2 separate regions of the Homo sapiens genome follow, and region 2 is linked to region 1. A link is a loop called in an ENCODE intact Hi-C map of the cell type or tissue named here. Cell type or tissue: HCT116. All regions are shown on one strand. Each heading gives the region's core, and the rest is flanking DNA. Links, peaks and the distances in the headings are about the cores only.

Evidence for each region. A loop is a pair of places that touch in the nucleus more often than their neighbours do. Peaks named below come from ENCODE experiments on the same cell type or tissue, not always from the same donor. Only the 100,000 strongest peaks of a DNase experiment are listed, where the experiment ranks them.
Region 2: a loop joins it to region 1, with 4 times the contacts of the local background. A loop is called at or near these places in 40 of 110 quality-filtered maps.

What each region holds. Positions count from the first base shown.
Region 1 is chr12:54,754,221-54,764,664 of GRCh38, forward strand. No RefSeq gene overlaps it. Among named protein-coding and RNA genes, the nearest start is that of MUCL1, 95 kb to the right of the region's middle. In HCT116, for the core only: a CTCF peak has its summit at 5,704 (motif pointing right); a DNase peak (open chromatin) is centred at 5,731; H3K27me3 peaks cover 83 bases.
Region 2 is chr12:55,068,288-55,078,731 of GRCh38, forward strand. No RefSeq gene overlaps it. Among named protein-coding and RNA genes, the nearest start is that of OR9K2, 53 kb to the right of the region's middle. RefSeq lists an enhancer at 32-582 and a silencer at 158-452. In HCT116, for the core only: CTCF peaks have their summits at 4,030 (motif pointing left) and 4,975 (motif pointing left); DNase peaks (open chromatin) are centred at 3,994 and 4,944; H3K27me3 peaks cover 818 bases.

The sequences.
Region 1 (10,444 bases), core at 3,242-8,241:
ATTTGCATTTCCCTGATGATTAGTGATGTTGAACATTCTTTCAAATACCTGTTGGCCATCTGTATGTCTTCTTTTGAGGAATGTTTACTCAGATTTTTGCCCATTTTTAAATTGGATTAGTTGCTTTTTTTGCTATTGAGTTCTTTATATATTTTGGTAATTTATCCCTTGTCAAATTGATAGTTTGCAAATATTTTCTTCTATTCTGTAGGTTGTTTCTTCACTTTGTTGATTGTTTCCTTTGCAGTGAAGACACTTTTTAGCTCGATGTAATCCCATTTGTCTAGTTTTGCTTTTGTTTCCAATGCTTTTGAGCTGTTACCCAGAAAGTCTTTGCCCAGACCAATGTCCTGAAGCATTTCCCCAGTGTTTTCTTGTTTTCTAGTATTTTCAGTTTCAGGTCTTAAACTGAAGTCTGTATTTTGATTTGATTTTTGTATATGGTGAGTGATAGGCATCTAGCTTCATTTTTCTCCATATGGTTACCCAGTTTTCCCAGCACTATTTATTGAAGGGACTGTCCTTTCCCCGAATAATATTATTGGCACTTTTGTTGAAAATAAATTGGATATAAATGCAGATATTAATATGTATTCTGTTCCATTGGCCTATCTGTTTGTTTTTATGCCAGTGCCAGGCTGTTTTGGTTACTATGGCTTTATAAGATATTTTGAAGTCAGGTAGTGTGATACCCTCAGCTTTATTCTTTTTGCTCAGGATTGCTTAGTCTATTTGGGGTCTTTTGTGATTCATATGAATTTTAGAATTGTTTTTCTATTTCTGTGAAGAATGTCATTAGTACTTTGATAGGGATTGCATTAAATTTGTAGATTGCTTTGGGTAATATTGACATTTTAACCATATTAATTCTTCCAACCCATGAGCATTGGAAATCTTTTCATTTTTGTGTTCTTTTCAGTTTCTTTCATCAGTTTTTAAATAGTTTTCATTGTAGAATTTTTTTTACTTCTTTGGTTAAATTTATTCCTAGATATTTTATATTTTGTTTAGCTTTCTAAATGGGATTGTTTTCTTCATTTCTTTTTCAGATTGTTCACTGTTGGCATTTATAAATGCTATTAATTTTTTATGTTGATTTTATATCTTGCAACTTTTCTGAATTTGTTTATTAGTTTTAACAGTTTTTTGGTAGTCTTTAGGTTTTTCTAAATATGCTATGTTATCTGTGAACAAGGCTAATTTGACTTTTTCCTTACCAATTTGGATGCCCTTATTTCTTTCTTCTGCCTAATTGTTCTTGCGAGGACTTCCAGTGCTGTGTTAAATAAAACTTGTGAAAGGGGTCTTCCTTTTCTTGTTCTAGATCTTAGAGGAAAGCCTTTCAATTTTTTTTTCAGTTCGGTATGATGTTAGCTGTAAGTTTGTTAGATGTAACCTTTATTATTTTGAGGTATGTTCCTTCTAACAGTTTATAGAGAGTTTTTATCATAAAAGGATGTTGAATTTTGTTGAATGCTTTTTCAGCATCTTTTGAAATGATCATATGTTTTTTTCCTAGACTCTGTTGATGTGACTTATTACACTTATTGATTCATGTATGTTGAATCATTCTTGTATTGCTGGAATTAATCCCATTTGGTCATAGTGAATGATCTTTTTAATTTGTTGCTGGATTCAGTTTGCTAGTGTTTATTTGAGAATTTTTGTGTCCATGTTCTTCAGGGATATTGTCCTGTAGTTTTCTTTTTTGATGTATCCTTGTCTGGTTTTGATATCAGGGTAATGCTGGACTCATATAATAAGTTTGGAAATATTCCCTCTTCAATTTTTTGGAATAGTTTGAGTAGAATTGGCAATTTAAATGTTTGGTAAAATTCAACAGTAAATTCATCTGGTCCTGGGCTTTTCTTTGATAGGAGACATACTACTGCTTCAATTTGTTATTGGTATGTTCAGGTTTTCTATTTCTTTTCAATGCAATTTAGGCAGATTGTGTGTGTCTGGGAATTTATACATTTCTTCTAGGCTTTCCATTTTGTTGGCATATACTTGTTCATAATAGTCTCTAATGATCCCTTGTATTTCTGTGGTATCAGTTGTTATGTTTCCTTCTTCAAATTTCATTTTGAGCTTTCTCTATTTTTTCTTAATTGTTCTTACTGAAGGTTTGCCAATTTCATCTTTTCAAAAATCAACTTTTTGTTTTGTCTGTACTTGGTATTGTTTTTTAGTCTCTGTTCATTTCATCTGGCTCTCGTCTTTATTATTATTTTCTTTCTATTAGTTTTGGGTTTCATTCGCTCTTGCTTTTGTAGTTTCTTGAGGTGCACCATTAGGTTGTTTATTTGAACTCTTTCTGTTTTTTGGAACATTTATTGCTATAAACATCCCTCTTAGTACTGCTTACACCATAGCCCATAGATTTTATTATTGTGTTTCCATTTCTTTTGTTTCAAAATATTAAAAAATTTCCTTCTTAATTCCTTCATGGGCCCATTGATCATTCAGGAACATGTTTAATTTCCATGTGTTTGTATAATTTCTTCAGATCCTCTTGTTAATAATTTCTAGTTGTATTCTATTGTGGTCAGAAAAGATATTCGATATAATTTTGGCTTTTTTGAATCTGTTGAGACTTGTTTTGTGACTTAAAATATGATCTATCCTAGAAAATGTTCCATGTGCTGATGATAACAATGCATATTCCATATCACTTGGATGAAATGTTCTGTAAATATTAGTTAGGTCCATTGGGTCTAGTGTGAAGTTTAACCTGGATTTTAAAAAATTGATTTCTGTCTGGATAATTTGTTCTTTACTGAGAGAAGGGTTTAAAGTCCCCTAACATTACTGTATTGAAGTCTATCTCTGACTTCATATTTATTAATGTTTGCTTTACATATTTGGGTGCTCTGGTGTTGAGTGCATATATATTTACAATTGTTATAGACTTGCTGAATTGGCCCTTTTATTATCACATAGTGACATTCTTTTCTCTTTTGATAATCTTTGACTTGAAGATTTTGGTGTCCATTTGTATGGAATTTTTTTTGTATCTCTTCATTTCAGACTATGTGTGTCTTTATAGGTAAGGTGAGTTTCTTTAGGCAGCATATATTTGAACCCTGTTTTTTTTTTTTTTTTTTTTTTTTTTTGTATTTTGAGACAGAGTCTTGCTCTGTCGCCAGGCTGGAGTGCAGTGGCACAATCTCGGCTCACGGCAACCTCCACCTCCCGGGTTCAAGTGATTCTCCTGCCTCAGCCTCCCGAGTAGCTGGGACTACAGGCGTGCGACCCCTTGCCCGGCTAATTTTTGTATTTTTAGTAGAGATGAGGTTTCACTATGTTGGCCAGGATGGTCTCAATCTCTTGACCTTGTGATCTGCCTGCCTCGGCCTCCCAAAGTGCTAGGATTATAGGCATGAGCCACCATGCCCAGCCTGAACCCTGTTTTTAAATCGATTCATTCATGTATCTTATTTTTAAAATTAATTAATTAATTAATTAATTGATTTTGCGATGGAGTCTCACTCTGTTGCCCATGCTGGAGTGCAGTGGTGGCTCACTGCAACCTCTGCCTCCTTGGTTGAAGTGATTCTCCTGCCTCAGCCTCCCGAGTAGCTGGGACTAGAGGTGACCGCCACTGGCTAATTTTTGTATTTTTAGTAGAGGCAGGGTTTCTGATCCCCCGTCTCGCCCTCCCAAAGTGCTGGAATTACAGGTGTGAGCCACTATGCCCAGCCCATTCATGTATTTTAATTGGAGTATTTAGTCCATTAACATTCAGTATAATAATTGATAGGTAAGGACTTACTGTCATTTTGTTACTTGTTTTCTGGTTGTTTTTTTAACTCCTCTCTTCCTTTCTTTCTGAGTGTCTTCCTTTGTGGTTAGGTAAAGTTTTCTGGTAATACATTTTAATACACTGAGCTTTATTTTTGGTGTATTTAATATAGGTTTTTGCTTTGCGGTTGCCATGAGGCTTACAAAATTATCTTATAAATATAATAAGTTATTTTAAACAGATGACAACTTAACTTTTATCACAGAACAGAAAGGAAGGAAAAACTAAAAAACTCTATACTTTAATTCCACCCCCCATTCTGACTTCTTGTTTTTTCAATTTACATCTTTTCATATTGCCTATCTCTTAAAAGGCTGCAGTAGCTATTTTTTATAGATTTTTCTTTTGGTCTTCATTCTAGATTTTTGAGTAGATTACACAATGACAATATTAGAATATTGTTAATTTGTCTGTTTGTCTGTGTACTTTCTTTTACCAGTGAGTTTCTTTCTTTCTTTCCTTTTTCTTTTTTTTGAGACGGAGTCTCACTCTGTCACCCAGGCTGGAGTGCAGTGGTATGATCTCGGCTCACTGCAACATCTGCCTCCTGGGTTCAAGTGATTCTCCTGCCTCAGCTTCCCAAGTAGCTGGGATTATAGGCACCCACCACCACACCCAGATAATTTTTGTATTTTTAGTAGAGATGGTGTTTCGCCATGTTGGCCAGGCTTGTCTTGAACTCCTGACCTCAGGTGATCCTCCCCCCTTGGCCTCCCAAGTGCTGGTATTACAGGTGTGAACCACTGCACTCAACCAGTGAGTTTCATATCTTCAAATGTTTTGCTTTTGTATGATAGCATCATTTTCTTTCAGACTGAAGTACTTTTAGCATTTCTTGTAAGATGGGTCTAGTGGTGATGAATTCCTTCTGTCAGCTTTTGTTTGTTTGGGAAAGACTTTATCTCCCCTTCATGTTTGAGGGAAAGCTTTTTCTGGGTACAGTATTCTTGGTTGAAAGTTTTTTTTTTTCCCATTAGCACATTGAATATGTCATTCTACTTCCTTTTGGCCTTTATGTTTTCTCCTGAGAAGTCTATTGCCAGATGAATCAGAGCCCTTTTATATGTTATTTGCCTCTTTTCTCTTGCTGTTTTTATGATCGTTTCTTTGTCCTTGACCTTTGAGGGTAAACTCTCAAAGTCTTATATGCCTTCGGGTGGTATTATTTGGATTGAAGTCATTTGGTGATCTCTAGCCTTCCTGTAGCTAGATTATACCTTTCTCTAGGTTTGGAAACTTTTCTGTTATTATTTGTTTAAATAAGCTTTCTAACACTTTCTCTTTCCCAATTTCGTCTTTAATGGCAATGACACTTAGATTTGCTCTCTTAAAGGTATTCTCTATATTTTGCAAGTGTTCTTCATTTCTTTCCATTCTTTTTTCTTTCTTCTCCTTTGACTGTGTATTTTCCGATAGCCTGTCTTTGAACTAACTGAGTTTTCCCACTGTTGATCCATTGTGCTGTTGAGAGCCTATAATGTATTTTTCAGTTTAGCAAACATATTTCTCAGTTCCAGGATTTCTGTTTAAATTTTTAAATTATTTGAATATCTTTGTTAAATATCTCTAGTAAATTTCTGAATTGCTTTTCTGTGTTATCTTGGAGTTCACTGAGTTTCCTTTGAACTGCTACTTTGGATTCTTTAACAGAGCTTATATATCACTGCCTCATTAGGATCAGTCTTTGGCTCATTGCTTTGCTCATTTGTGGAGGTCAGAGTTCCCTGTTTGCTGTTGTTTCTTATGGATATACATCTATGGCTTTGCATTGGAGGATTATTTACAGTTTTTGCTGTCTGGCTTGTTTTGGTCTTCCTAGGGTATGTTTGCTATGGGGTAATATTTAGCTGCCTGTTGGTCTCCTTATCCTACATTGTTGCCTCCTTTTCAACACTAGATGGTGCCTTAAGCCCAGATTTGGCTTGGGCTTCTTGCAACTGCTCAGAGTGTTGCCCATCCCTGACTGAGGAGAGAGAGGAAGTCCCAAAGAAGTTACCATACCCATGAGGGAAATCTGGCTAGGGATTTGTGCTCAAAAGACTGGTAGAATGTGCCTCATACAATGTCGTACTGCTGAACAGACACTCTGATTTGGCATCTCCTTTGCCTTAAAGACCAGGGTTTCACAGGCTGGGGTTTCTAGTCCCACTTTCCCTCTTTATCTCCAGCTGCCCTTGGGGTTTTCCTTCCTACAGGTATTTCCCATGAGTTGAGGCAGGAATGCTTTTCCTACAAGGGAATCCACGATGGTGGAGAAGCTGGCTATCTACCTCAATCTCACTTTTTCCGATCTAGAAACCATGAGTCTGGGGGAATTTTCCACAAATGGTGCCTGGCAGATTGAGGATCGGTATCAAAGATAGACAGGTTTGTTTCTCTTACCCGAAGCTCGGAGTTTCTCACTTCTCTGTGGCTGTAGGGATTGCCCCAGCCTCAGATTTGAGTTTTAGGATTTTGCTGGTTACTATATATATATATATATTTTTTTTTTTTTTGGAGGCGGGGACCGGGTCTTGCTTTGTCACCCAGGCGGGAGTGGAGTGGAGTGGAGTGGCTCCAATATGGCTCACTGCAGCCTTAACTTCCTGGGCTCAAGTGATCCTCCCACCTCATCCCCCCAAGTAGCTGGGACTACAGGTGTGCACCACCACACCTGGCTAATTTTTTGTGTTTTTGTGGAAGCAGGGTTTTGCCACATTGTCCAGGTTTGTCTCGCACTCCTGGACTCAAGCAATCTGCCCACCTCAGCCTCCAAAAATTCTGGGATTACAGGTATGAACCACTGTACCTGGCCCCTGGTGATAATCTTGATGCTGGATATTTGTTCTTGGTTTTCTGCTGGGGAGAGCAAAGTCAGATTGTTTCTGCTATACCATTTTGATGACATCCTTTGATACTAAAATCTTTTAAGGAAAATATAAGAATAATGTATCACAGGCTAATCTTGTTTATATAAAGATGCAAAAATATGATCAAATTAGCAGCAAAGTGAGCCTAACTATCTTAAAGACAAGACACTACTTCAGGAAAACTGGACTTCTTTCTGAAAAGAATTTTTTAAAAAGAAGTGTGTTATTATTACTCATCATATTTAGATATTAAAATAAAACATATATGATTATCTAATTAAATGTAGAAATAGCATTGGTAGCATTCAACATCCATTCATTGTTAAAAGTCTTAGAAAACAAGGAATAGAGGAAACTTTCTTAACATGAAAAATTAAGGTTATTTACAAATAATTTACAGGAAACATCGTATTCAATTGTAAATTACTGAATGCACTTATCTTACAATCAGAAATAGGCCGGGTGCGGTGGCTCATGCCTGTAATCCGAGCTCTTCTGTGGCTGAGGCAGGCAGATCACCTGAGGTTGGGAGTTCGAGACCAGCCTGACCAACATGCAGAAACCCCATCTTTACTAAAAATACAAAATTAGCCGGGAGTGGTGGTGCGTGCCTGTAATCCCAGCTACTCAGGAGGCTGAAGCAGAAGAATTGCTTGAACCCAGGAGGTGGAGTTTGCAGTGAGCCGAGTTCATGACATTACACTCCAGCCTGGGCAACAAAAGCAAAACACCGTTTCAAAAAAAAAAAAAAATTCACAATAGCAAAGACTTGGAACTAACCCAAATGTCCATCAATGATAGACTGGATTAAGAAAATGTGGCACATATACACCATGGAATACTATGCAGCCATAAAAAAGGATGAGTTCATCTCCTTTGTAGGGACATGGATGAAGCTGGAAACCATCATTCTGAGCAAACTATTGCAAGGACAGAAAAACAAACACCGCATGTTCTCACTCATAGGTGGGAATTGAACAATGAGAACATTTGGACACAGGATGGGGAACATCACACACCAGGGCCTGTCATGGGGTTGGGGGAGAGGGGAGGGGTAGCATTAGAAGATATACCTAATGTAAATGACGAGTTAACGGGTGCAGCACATCAACATGGCACATGTATACCTATGTAACAAACCTGCACGTTGTGCACATGTACCCTAGAACTTAAAGTATAATAAGAATAGTAAAAAAGAAAGCTTTGGAACATGAAAAAAAATCAGAAATAATTCAGAGAGTGCTGCTATTACTACATTTATTCTCATTATACTAGAGTTTCTAGCCTGATTATTAAAATCAGAAAAGGAAATAAAGGGTCAAATAGTTGGAAAGGAAGAAAGAAAAAAATGTCGTTATTTGTGGATGGCCTGATTATCTATATAAAATCAAAAATCAAAATAACCTATAATTTATCAAAATTAATATACTTCAATATCTTCATTTATAAAATATAGATAATAATGTCCATTCTGTTTAAAAGAATTAAATAAAATGCTGTGTATAGTCCTACGACATTGAAATTATACTGCAGTTTCTCAGCTTCTCTTGCAACCAGAATGCAGGCTTGTGAACTAGCTCTTCTAATTTTAGGAACTTTCACAAGACCTTAGCCTGGAGATGAGCAGTGTGTGAAAACAGCCTTCATTTTGCTGGCATATATTGCCTGCCAAAACATACAGGTTGAAAGGACAGCAATGATTGCAGGACTGATTTCTGATAGGGAAATACGTTTTACTGTTGTTTTAATCAAATTCTTGGCATTTAGTACTTGGCAGCACCCATGGCCATGCAGGAGGTTTTCTCATCAAACCAGTCCTGTGGCAAAGTTGTTAGCATTTTTACCAGAAGCTTGGACATCTTTTTCTCCAGCTTTTCTAATAATTTCAGGAACTGATAGTCTTTATTAAATTACTTTTCTGTTTAAGTTAGGCTTGGACTAGGATAGTTTGCAATAACTACCTTGACTAATACACAATTACTTTCACTTTTAAAAATCTTTATCATGCATGCTTATTTTACAAGGTTGAATTAGTTGTGTGTAGACAATATAGAATTTATATTTCTTTTTAATATTTTATTTTATTTTATTATTATTATACTTTAAATTTTAGGGTACATGTGCACAATGTGCAGGTTTGTTACATATGTATACACGTGCCATGTTGGTGTACTGCACCCATTAACTCGTCATTTAGCATTAGGTATATCTCCTAATGCTATCCCTCCCCCCCTCCCAAGACATTTATGCAGCCAAAAAACACATGAAAAAATGCTCATCATCACTGGCCATCAGAGAAATGCAAATCAAAACCACAATGAGATACCATCTCACACCAGTTAGAATGGCAATCATTAAAAAGGCAGGAAACAACAGGTGCTGGAGAGGATGTGGAGAAATAGGAACACTTTTACACTGTTGGTGGGACTGTAAACTAGTTCAACCATTGTGGAAGTCAGAATTTATATTTCTTACCAATTAATTTACCATGAGTATTCGTTCTACATTATTTGCTTTTCACTGTTTTTTATTTTAATGATTATAAGATAATTGAACATTGTGTTAGATCCATTTTGCTGCAGGACACTTAGGTTATTTCCAGGTTATGGCTATTTTAACCAATGTAGCAATAATCACTTTTATGCATTTAACTTTTTCCCCTTCTTTGAATCCATTCTTAGGATGATTCCCGTGGTGTGCATTTTGTACCTACTGCTCCGTTGATTTCCAAATATTGCCTCACGTTTCTCAACATAACTTTTGAAACCCTGGAATGTAACATATTTTCAGAGAATTTTTATACCCATTGCCTTGTGTATCCGAAAAAATTCTGTGTTTGACAGGGCAGGTTTCATTAAATTCTTTCAGTTGATAAACTGAGCTTCAGATTTTTTCATGATGTGCCCAGTTTTTACCCTGTTGGTAGGAGAGCTGACATGAGAACTCCGTGATGCCAGTAGTCTATTTCTGATGCCTTTAATTTCCATCAAGCACCTACTTGATTCTGAACACTGTTCTAAGCTATGGGGCTATAGCTGTGAGCAAGACAAGGTGAAAAAAAGTTCTTACTCTCATGGAATTTACCTTCCATGAGACAAGAAACAAAGGGGATAATTTCAGATAACTGTGTCATGAAAGTCCTGCTAAATAGATGAGTCATTTAGATACAGTTTCCATTTTGATGTTTCTGTGGAGGTATATCTTCAAATGTGTCAAGATAATCCTAGTTAAATTGATAATAATCTTACTTTTTTTTTTTTTTTGATGTAGTCTGGCTCTGTTGCCCAGGCTGGAGTGCAGTGGCACGATCTCGGCTCACTGCAGCCTCCACCTCCCGGGTTCACTCTATTCTCCTGCCTCAGCCTCCTGAGTTGTTGGGACTAGAGGTGCCCGCCACCACACCTGGCTAAATTTTTGTATTTTTAGTAGAGATGGGGTTTCACCGTGTTAGCCAGGATGGTCTCGATCTCCTGACCTCATGATCCTCCCGCCTCGCCCTCCCAAAGTGTTGGGATTATAGGAGTGAGCCACCGCGCCTGGCCAATAATAATCTTACTTTTACATCTTACCTGTTACACACTGTTATACTGTTCATCCCACTCGGCACTTTACAGGCACATCCTTCTATTGTCAGAATGAGTTCTGTGTAACATTAGGCGGGTTTATGTCTGAACTAAATGAGGATTTCACTCACTTACTCACTTGTTTATTCCTTCATTTATCTAATTTGCTTTTTCATTCATCAAATATTTTCAAAACTGTACTACATGTCAGACATTGTGCTAAACGC
Region 2 (10,444 bases), core at 2,467-7,466, 310 kb after region 1:
GGTCATGATTTCTAGAATGCTGGTGTTCCAGGGCTGGAAGGATGCTAAGGGGGACTGAGATTTGAACCCTGAAAGTCCAAAGAAGGATCCTGCAGTGGCAGGAATGACCAGGGTGTGGACAGGATTGGGGGACTGCTATGATTTTGTTTTCATGTCTACTTCTGAGCAAATGATTAAATCTCAGGGCTTAATCGTGCTGTTGAGAGTCTGTTCACTCGCCTGCAGCCCTGGCCTAGTCCCTCCCCATGGGGCCATTAACTCTGGAAATCCTAAACCCTCTAAGCCATTTCCATTAGCTCCTCAGGATTACACTGGGTATCCACCTAGTGGCTGACAAGGAAAACTGCAGCTTGGAAAGGCTGTTCCTCAATCACCTTCTGCACAGGCTACTGGGAGAGAGAACAGGGAGGAGCAGCACCAAGGCCCAGCCATCCAGCCCACACTCCCCAGACCTGTCCCCAGTCAGCTGATTCCAGCGTCTTGTAACACTTTTCATTCAAGCAAGTTCTTCTGAAGCGCCAATCATACCGCTTTCACCAGAGGCTAAACCTACCAATTATTTTATTTTATTTTAATTTTTTAGACTGAGTCTCTCTTTGTCGTCCAGGCTGGAGTGCAGTGGTGCGATCTCAGCTCACTGCAACCTCCACCTCCTGGGTTCAAGTGATTCTCTTGCCTCAGCCTCCTGAGTAGCTGAGATTACAGGCGTGTACCACCATGCCTGGCTAAGTTTTGTATTTTTAGTAGAGATGGGATTTCATTATGTTGTCCAGGGTGGTCTTGAACTCCTGACTTCAAGTGATCCTCCTGCCTTGGCCTCCCAAAGTGCTGGGATTACAGGTGTGAGCCACTGGGCCCAGCCTATGAATTTCTTTAAATACACCATGGATCAAGTTTTAGCCTCTTTCTCTGCAAGAGTGTGATCAAGTTAGTGGTTGTGTGGTCTAGGATATTGGACTTGAGTATGGCTTGGACAAATCAATTTGTTGAAAATCCATTTCCAAATTATTAAAATGAGGATGACATTTTTTCTGTTTTACGTAATGATTAATGCTTTACAGTTCATAAAAGTGTTTTTAAAATATTATTTATATAATTCATAGTGGTATGGTAGATGGTCAAGAGATACTGTTAACATGAAAATGTAGTTTATACTACTGAGAAGTTTCATATTATTCAGGATCTTCATCCTAACAGAATTCTGAGGGAGATCTGAGGTGATTCTACCCACTTCCTAGCTGGGAAATCTGAGGTACTGAATGAGAAAGCGACTTGTCACAGAACTGGTCAGCATTGAAATAAAACTAGAGCCTGGCTTCTTCTCATGACCCTCCTGGCACCGTCCATTAGATTACACTGTCTTCAACCATCGTAATATAGACTCACCCATGAAATGATGGTATAGTGCCTGTTTCTTGCACATGCCTGAGCCAAAAGTGAGAATTCAGTTATCCTTTGACGTCGAAGAAGTAGCGGTAAGTTCCCCCTGACCACTGCATCCAGGATGTTTGTGGATTTTTTTTCAAAAACAAATTTTTCTGAGTCCTAGCTGAAGGACTGGAGAGGAAAAATACTTACTGAGCTTAATTACGTGCTGGTGACTGAGATAACTGTGGGCTATTTTACGTTTATCATTCTGACTTTAATCCCAACAACAATTCTAGAGAGAAAATATAATGAAAGAAACCAACTTATATCAAAATGAGAGAGATACAGAAGAATTTTCTGACTTAGATTGTCAAATATTTGAAGAAATATTAGACAAATAAAGCTCATGCAATTTCCTTCTCAACCATTTAAATCTTTAAGGGGCAAATGAAACATGTTTATTGATTATTAGTGCCAAATACTGTATATATCTCTTTAAAACTTACAGCAACTATCTAGTAGTATTATAATTATTCTCATTTTATAGATGAGGCAACTGAGTCTCAGAGAGATTTAAAGAAAAAAATGTTACTCTAATTCACACGGTGGTTGAGTGGTGTGGGCACGAATAGCAGGCTGAACAGTCTGATTCTAATGTCCACTCTTTTTACGTTACACTACATTGATCTACTCTGTTACATTCACATGACATAATACAAACCCAGGCCTGTGCTGTCCAATACAGTAGCCATTAGTCCTATGTGACTATTTAAATTAATTAAAATGAAATAAAGTTAAAAATTCAGTCCCTCAGTCACATAAGTCAATATTTCATATGTTCAATGGTCATGTGTGGCTAGGGGCTACTCTATACTGGAAAGAGCAGATATAAGACATTTTCATTAATGCAGAAAGTTTTTGACAGAACAAGATCCCCTCTAGATGAGAAGTGGTACAGTGGAGTGGGTGAGGGCATAGGCTTTAGAGTCAACAGATTTGGGCTTGAAACCTACTTTTCCCACTGTTATTTGTATGATGTTGTCCTTGATTAATTGTACTTTTCTTATTTAGTCCTCAATTTACTGGTTTGAAGCCTGAGGACAATAACAGATTTTCCCTCAAAGAGTTATTAGAGTCAGACAGAGAGCAGAATTCCAGAAAATTGGTAAGGAGTTGGCAGAAGTTAGCTATTATCACAAGCTATCTACAGTTTTGAAAAAAATGACTATGTTTTGTTAGAAATAGGCACAAAAGGGTATATACATATTTGATTTACTGTATTTGTAAAATAAGCCAGGTTGATATGAGAATTTTCCTAAAGCAGATTTAGTAAAAATTTTGTCCAGGAATCATATTTGTGCAAAAATTTGCTACCCTACTCAGAGTAGGGATACTATATTTCATCCTTGAATTCCTGTGGCCTAGCACAGTGTGTGTCTTGATTAGTTTTTTGTTGCTGTAACAGAATACATTATAGTGTATTCTGGGGAAACTTATTAAGAAGAGAAATTTATTTCTTACAGTTCTGGAGACTGGGATGTCCAAGGTCAAGACACTGGCAGGCTTGGTGTCTGCTTCCAAGATGGTGCCTTGAATGCTGCATCCTCCAGAGGGGAGGAACACTGTTCCTCACATGGCAGAAGAGCAGAAGGGGAACCCACTTCCAAAAGCTCCTTTATTGCAACATTAATTCATTCATTAGGACTGAGCCCTCATGACCTAAACACCTCCCATTTGGTGCCACCTCCCAACACTGTTACATTGATGATTAAGTTTCCAACACATGAGTTTGGAGTAGACAAAAACATTCAAACCATAGCAGAGCCTTACATTTAGTAGTCCTATATATGTTGGCTGAAGTGAAGTGAGAGATGGCAAGAGGTACAAAAAGGGATGGTCAGATGCATTTTGTTTTGTCTGGTCCATCATGTTGTACATCACACCACAAACCCCAGTTTCACATAAATGAGCTAGGGTGACCAACCATCCTGGTTGCCCACCTCAGAACTTTCCCTGTTTTAGAACTGAGAAACCTCTCAGGCCCAGGAAAACCAGAATATTTAGTTACCTGACTGGGTTCAGCTTTAATGAGAATCTGACTTTAAGGTCAAGTAAAAGGTTTATCTACTTCTATAGCCCAATATTACTTAAACGTGAGAGATATCCATTCCTTTTATCATCAAAATAAACAAATGAAGTTCAGCCAAAATACGAATAAGGCTCTTGATATCAGAATATCTCCTATTTTGTTGTGGGAAAGGGGGTAGGAAATGGGAAGATACTGAAAGGAGAGTGTTAGGTCAGGGAGAGCTGGAACTAGAAAAAGGTCTGGAGTGATGCAGGATTTTTCTCAGCCCCTTTGTCAGACTAATGACAGGGGTGCCCTGTTTACTTGGCCCACCACACTCAACCCTTTGTGAGAGAGAGCATGTGAGTAAGTGAGTGGGATCCAGCCAGCTGCTTTGGGCACCAGCAGGAGCAAGCTCAGTGTGGAGCCTGCAGTGGTGCCCAGGTGGGGGTGCCTGCCACCCCAAAACCCCAGAGGGCATGTTTGCAGTGCTCTCATAGCTCTGCCATCTGCAGACAGCAGTGTCTTAGCAGCTCGGTTGGCCCGTTGCCTCATTGTGTGGGGTGGCTGCCCTCTGCTGGCAAGGGCAAAGAGCCAATGTGGCAGCCTTTTTTGGGTACCTGCACTCAGTGGGTTCTGAGCTCTTGGATGCTGGACAAGAAGAATGAGGTTAGCCTTGAAGGATGGTGAAGGCGGAGAATTTTATTAAGTGATGGAAATTGTTCTCAGTGGACAGGGGAGCTGGACAGGGGATGGGACAAGCAGGTAGTCTTTCCCCCAAAGTCCGGCTGGCTCTTTCACGAAGTCCAGCCAGCTATTCCCTGAAGTCAAGCCACCTCAGTGAAGTCAAGCTGCCTCTCTTCTCTACTGACTGAGTCTGGGGTCTTTATAAGCACAGGATGGGAGTGGGGGCAGGCCATAGGTAGTTTTGGAAAAGGCCATGTTTGACTGGTAAAAAGACATTACTCAGAAAGAGCCAATTGGGAGAGAGTGGGCAAAGAGGAATGGAAGTTCTCACTTTGGGCTGCAGGTCTCAGGCCACTTTGGCATGAAGGTGGGTTTTCACCGGGGACCCGCCCCGTCTGCCTAGAATTTCTCTGCCTCCTGCCTCTATCAGGAGGACCTAAGCAAAAATTTTGCTCACTACTTAGTTTACATATTTTGTTATTCCACCGTATCATTTCTCTTAGAAATAACAGTCCCTAGAGGATCTGGGATAGAGAAAGGCCACAGTGAATGTTTATAATACTGTGAAGGAGCTGCCCTGGAAACTAAAAGATCAGGTTCTAATCCTGGTTCTGTCATGAACTATTTTTGACCTTTGATAAGTCGCCTACATTTTCAGAAATTCAGTTTCCTCTTTGGACTCTGAAGGAAAATGTGGGCTCAATTGATCAAAAGATCCTAGTTCTTTGTAGATCGAATACTTAGGATTTAATAGGAACATCCTCTCAGAAGCCCATCATGACTTTTCACCACTGACTAGGCCAAGTATTGATGGTGCTATCATGGGGATGTGCTGCCACCTTGCGGTAGTTTGAGTTGTCCGCATGCACTAGTTTACTAGGAAAATCTCTGATTTATTTTCCTACAATATGTTGTTATTTTCACCCAAAGGAACACATTCTTTTAAAATTTGGAATCCTTAGGATATCTTCATTTACTTAGATTTTTTTGTAGCAATATTTTGTAGTTTTAAATGTAGAAATATTAAACATCCTTGATAAAATTTATACCTTTATTTTGATATTATAAATGGTACTTTTAATATTAAAATAAATTTAATTTTACAATTTCTGTTGTTAGTATATAGTAATAAATTGATTTTTATATATTAATTTTGTATCCCAAGATTTTTTTAGATTTATCTTTCGGTTTTAGCAGTTTTTTGAGGGTGGTAAGGGGGCTAGATCCTTAGGATTTTCTATATGCAAAATTATGTAATTTTGAATAAGGAAATTTAAACTTCTTCTTGACCAATCTGTATGCCTTTATCTTCTTTTCACCATTGAATATGATGTCAAAAGGTTTTAGTAGACAACACTAATAGAATGCTTACTGTTGTTTCTGTAGTCTTATAAAAGTATGAAATACATTAATCTTATTTATTTATTTATTTATTTATTTATTTATTTATTTTTGAGATGGAGTCTTGCTCTGTCGCCCAGACTGGACTGCAGTGGCGTGATCTCAGTTCACTGCAACCTCCACCTCCTGGGTTCAAAAAATTCTCCTGTCTCAGCCTCCCAAGTAGCTGGGACTACAGGAGCATGCCACCACGCCTGGCTAATTTTGGTATTTTTAGTAGAGTCGGGGTTTCGCCGTATTGGGCAGGCTGGTCTCGAACTTCTGACCTCAGGTGATCCACCCACCCTGGCCTCCCAAAGTGCTGGTATTACAGGCATGAGCCACTGCGCCTGGCCACATTAATCTATTTAATCATCATAGTCCTCTGGGATATGTACTATCATTGTTCCTGCTTTAAAGATGACGAAATTAAAGTTTAAGGAGGTTAAATGTCTTACCTGAGGTCATCAATGACAGAGCTATCAAATGGAGGAGCTGGATTTTAAACTTATTCATTATGTTATTCTACTGCTTTATGCTTCTTCCAAGAATTCTTAAAAGTTACATTTATTGTGGTACAGTTTCTTAGGCTTTGTTTATCTGAGAATATTTTTATGATATCCTTACACTTACGTTATAAAATTTTAGATTCTAACTTCTTGACTCAATTCTTTCAGTGCAACCTTTAAGAAATCAAATGGCAACATCATTCTTCTTTTAAGATCATCTGCTGTTTATTTCTGAAGGGTTTTCCAGATCTCTCTGTATTGTAGATATTTCTAATTTTTTCTATAACATGTCACTGTATTTTCTCCTTAAGTGTCATGTTTAGTCTTCTGTGTTCCCTTTTTGTTTGAAATTGTTCACATATGTATGTTTTATGTATAATTCTTACAAATTTTCAATCAGCGTGGCTGTTCTTAAGCATGTTTCCATTCATGTTTGAGCTAGGGATAAAAATAATGAGATGGTGAGGGACTTCCTAAATTTAAAATAAACATCTATTCATCTAAAGATCATGGAATTCTATTTTTTTTCCCAATTGCTTTGATAAAAAGCAAACAACATGAAAAAGTTATTGGCAGGTTGAAAAGTCTAACAGAAAACATTTGCTTAAAGCTGGTCTTCGGCTCTTTGTTTCCACTTTTATGACGATTAGGAAGCACCTGGACTAAGCCGGCAAGGCACCATGCCAAATGGAGCAGAAACAAGTTGCTCAGAAATTCATTAAATTTACATCTTAATGAAAACTATTTTCTGCCTAGAAACAGTATGAATATAATAAATCCCAGTGGGGAGATTCTGGGTTTGTTGGATAGGACTGAAAATGAAGAAAGTTTTTGTGTTGTAGTTGCAATTGTTAAATGATGAAAGAGAAGTTCTAAGAGCACTAGTGATTGGGAGACTAGGAGACATGTTTTTTCTATATGTAGAGTTCCAATTCAAACCCCCTAAATGATTCATAGACTACTTGACATTGTCTATAAATCACTAACCAGTGACTTTTATTGGGTTTAACTCATCTTCTCCAACTTCTAAAACTGAAGAAGCTTCTGGGCAATCTCAATTGACAAAATTATTTAGCCACCTCTTCTAATATTACTTCTAAAGGATATATTTAACATGAATAACAGACCTTGGATTCAATTAATAAAATGATTTATTCTTCATAATTAAAAAAGAATAATCAATTTCTTTTTTTAATTTTAATTTTTATTTTAAGTTTCAGGGTACATGTACAGGCTATGCAGGTTAGTTACATAGGTAAACATGTGCTATGGCGGTTTGCTGCACCTATCAACCCATCACCTAGATATTAAGGCCTGCATGCATTAGCTATTTCTCCTAATGCTCTCCCTCCCCCTACCCCATACCCTGACAGGCCGCAGTATGCATTGTTCCCCTCCCTGTGTCCATATGTTTTCATTGTTCAGCTCCCGCTTATGAGAACCTGCGGTATTTGGTTTTCTGTTCCTGTATTAGTTTGCTAAGGATAAAAGCTTCCAGCTCCATCCATGTCCCTGCAAAGGACATGATCTTGTTTTTTTATGGCTGCATAATATTCCATGGTGAATATGTACCACATTTTCTTTATCCAGTCTATCCATGATGGGCATTTGGGTTGATTCCATGTCTTTGCTATTGTGAGTAGTGCTGCAATGAACATATGCATGCATTTATCTTTGTAGTAGGATGATTTATATTACTTTTGAGTATGTACTCAGTAATGGGATTGCTAGTTCAAATGGCATTTCGGGTTCTAGATCTTTGAGGAATCACCACGCCATCTTCTCCAACGGTTGAACTAATTTACATTCCCACCAACAGTGTAAAAGCATTCTATTTCTCTGCATCCTTGCCAGCATCTGTTGTTTCTTGACATTTTATAATTGCCATTCTGACTGGAGTGAGATGGTGGCATCTCATTGTGGTTTTGATTTGCATTTCTCTAATGATCAGTGATGTTGAGTTTTTTTTTTCGTGTTTACTGACCACATGAAAGTCTTCTTTTGAGAAGTGTCTGTTCATGTCATTTGCCCACATTTAATGGTTTTTTTTAATGTAAATTTGTTTAAATTCCTTGTAGATTCTGGATATTGGACTTTTGTCAGATAGATAGATTACAAAAATTTTTTCCCACTCTATGGGTTGCCTCTTTTCTCTGATGATAGTTTCTTTTGCTGTGCAGAAGCTCCTTAGTTTAATTAGATCCCATCTGTCAATTTTTACTTTTGTTGCAATTGCTTTTGGCAATTTTGTCATGAAGTCTTTGCCCATGCCTATGCCCTAAATGGTATTGCTTAGATTTTCTTCTAGGGTTTTTATAGTTTTGGGTTTTACATTTAAGTCTTTAATCCATCTTGAGTTAATTTTTGTATAAGGTGTAAGGAAGGGATCCAGTTTCAATTTTCTGCATATGGTTAGCCAGTTTTCCCAGCACCATTTATTAAATAAGGAATCCTTTCCCCATTGTTTGTTTTTGTCAGGTTTGTTGAAGATCAGATGGTTGTGGATCTGTGTGCTCTTGTTTCTCTAGTTCTTTTAGTTGTGATGTTAGGTGTCAATTTGAGATCTTTCTAGCTTTCTGATGTGGGCATTTACTGCTATAAATTTCTCTCTTAACACTGCTTTAGTTGCATCCCAGAGATTCTGGTACGTTATTTCTTTGTTCTCATTGGTTTCAAAGAACTTCTTAATTTATTCCTCAATTTCATTATTTATGCAAGAATCATCAATTTCTAAGATAGTTTCTGAAATTTGCTATCATTCTTATTTTAAAAATGCAGATTAAATTGAGTTGAGACTCTTGATTTCATGTGTTACACACAGAGCATATAAATATTAGATGAAGCTAGTGTTTCAGGATGTGGAAATGGATTTTTATTGTAATATTCTATTCCAAAGGCAGTCCTAGCACATGCTAGATATCAGTGGAGAGAAATTGGTGATACTGTGGGGTTTCTAAGTGCTGAGGCAAAACTAAATAACGAATAGAAATTCTGAGTAGTTATTCTCACCAAGGGAACCATTGGGGAGAGAGACTCAGGAATTGGGGAGAATTTTTGAAGAACCTGCAAAAACTCATTAGTAAAATAGTCAATTTTCAAGCTTTTCCTAGCAAGAGAGCTATGACGGTATATCATAATAACAGTATCTTCAAATCTGAATTTCCCTATCCTCTTTCTTCATTTCTCCACTTCAATTATGAAAGGTTAGAGAGATGGGAGAGAAGAATTCCTATGCAAAGGAAGACTAAACTAAATCTTGCACCCACTCTTCTATTGCAGAGCTTGCTGCATGTGATGTGTTATAAACTTTAAAATAGGTGTTTACCCATCATCTCTGTGGATTTTACATTATGATATAACATCCACCTTGGTATCTGGTCTGTATTATCTCTATACTTGCAGCTTAAATATTTATTAAACTAGCTACATATACGAGTCCTATCTTTTAATCTACAGATCTATATTTATGTATAGAATATCATGGGTGAATCTGCCTCAGAGGGATCAAGTCTATAACTTTCATCAGCTCTTTAAATAACTCATACTTTTAATTGCTATACTATCAAATAAGTAGTTTCTTGCATAGTAAAAACTGCTTCTATTCAAAATCTAAAATCTGAATTATATGTGTAAGCTTATTTTCCAGAGATATTTGCTGTTAACATTAAATATATCTGCATATATCTTATAGTTATTTTTCTTAAAGCAAATGATACAGCATATTTAGATTTTAAATTTAATAGACACCTATTAATTAGTTGATACATTAGTTACATTATTTTATATTATTACTTTTCTATGTCTTTCAATTGGCTTTTTACTCCAGGCATGGTACAAATTACCTAATTTAAAGATAATTTTTAAAGCGCAATCAGAAACAACAAAGTTGACATTACAACCGATGCCCCAGAAATGCAAAAGATCCTCAAACACTATTAAGAACACCTCTATGCACACAAACTAGAAAATATAGAGGAAATAGATAAATTCCTGAAACACAATCTTTCAAGATTGAATCAGGAAGAAACTGAAACACTGAACACACAAATATTGAGTTCCAAAATCGAATCAGTAATGAAAAACCTAGTAACCAAAAAAAGCCCCAGACCAGATACAGTCATAGTCAAATTCTACCAGATGTACAAAGAAGAGCTGGTACCAATTCTACCAAAACTATTCCAAAAAATCAAGGAGGAGGAACTCCTCTCTGACTCATTCTATGAAGCCAGCATCATCCTGATACCAAAATCTGGCAAAAACACAGTGAAAAACAGAAACTAACAGGCCAATATCACTGATGAATATAGATGCAAAATTCCTCAACAGATTACTGGAAAACTGAATTTAACAGCATGTTAAAAAGCTAATTCACCATGAACGAGTGGGCTTCGTTGTCGGAATGCAAGTTTGGTTCAACATGTGCAAATCAATA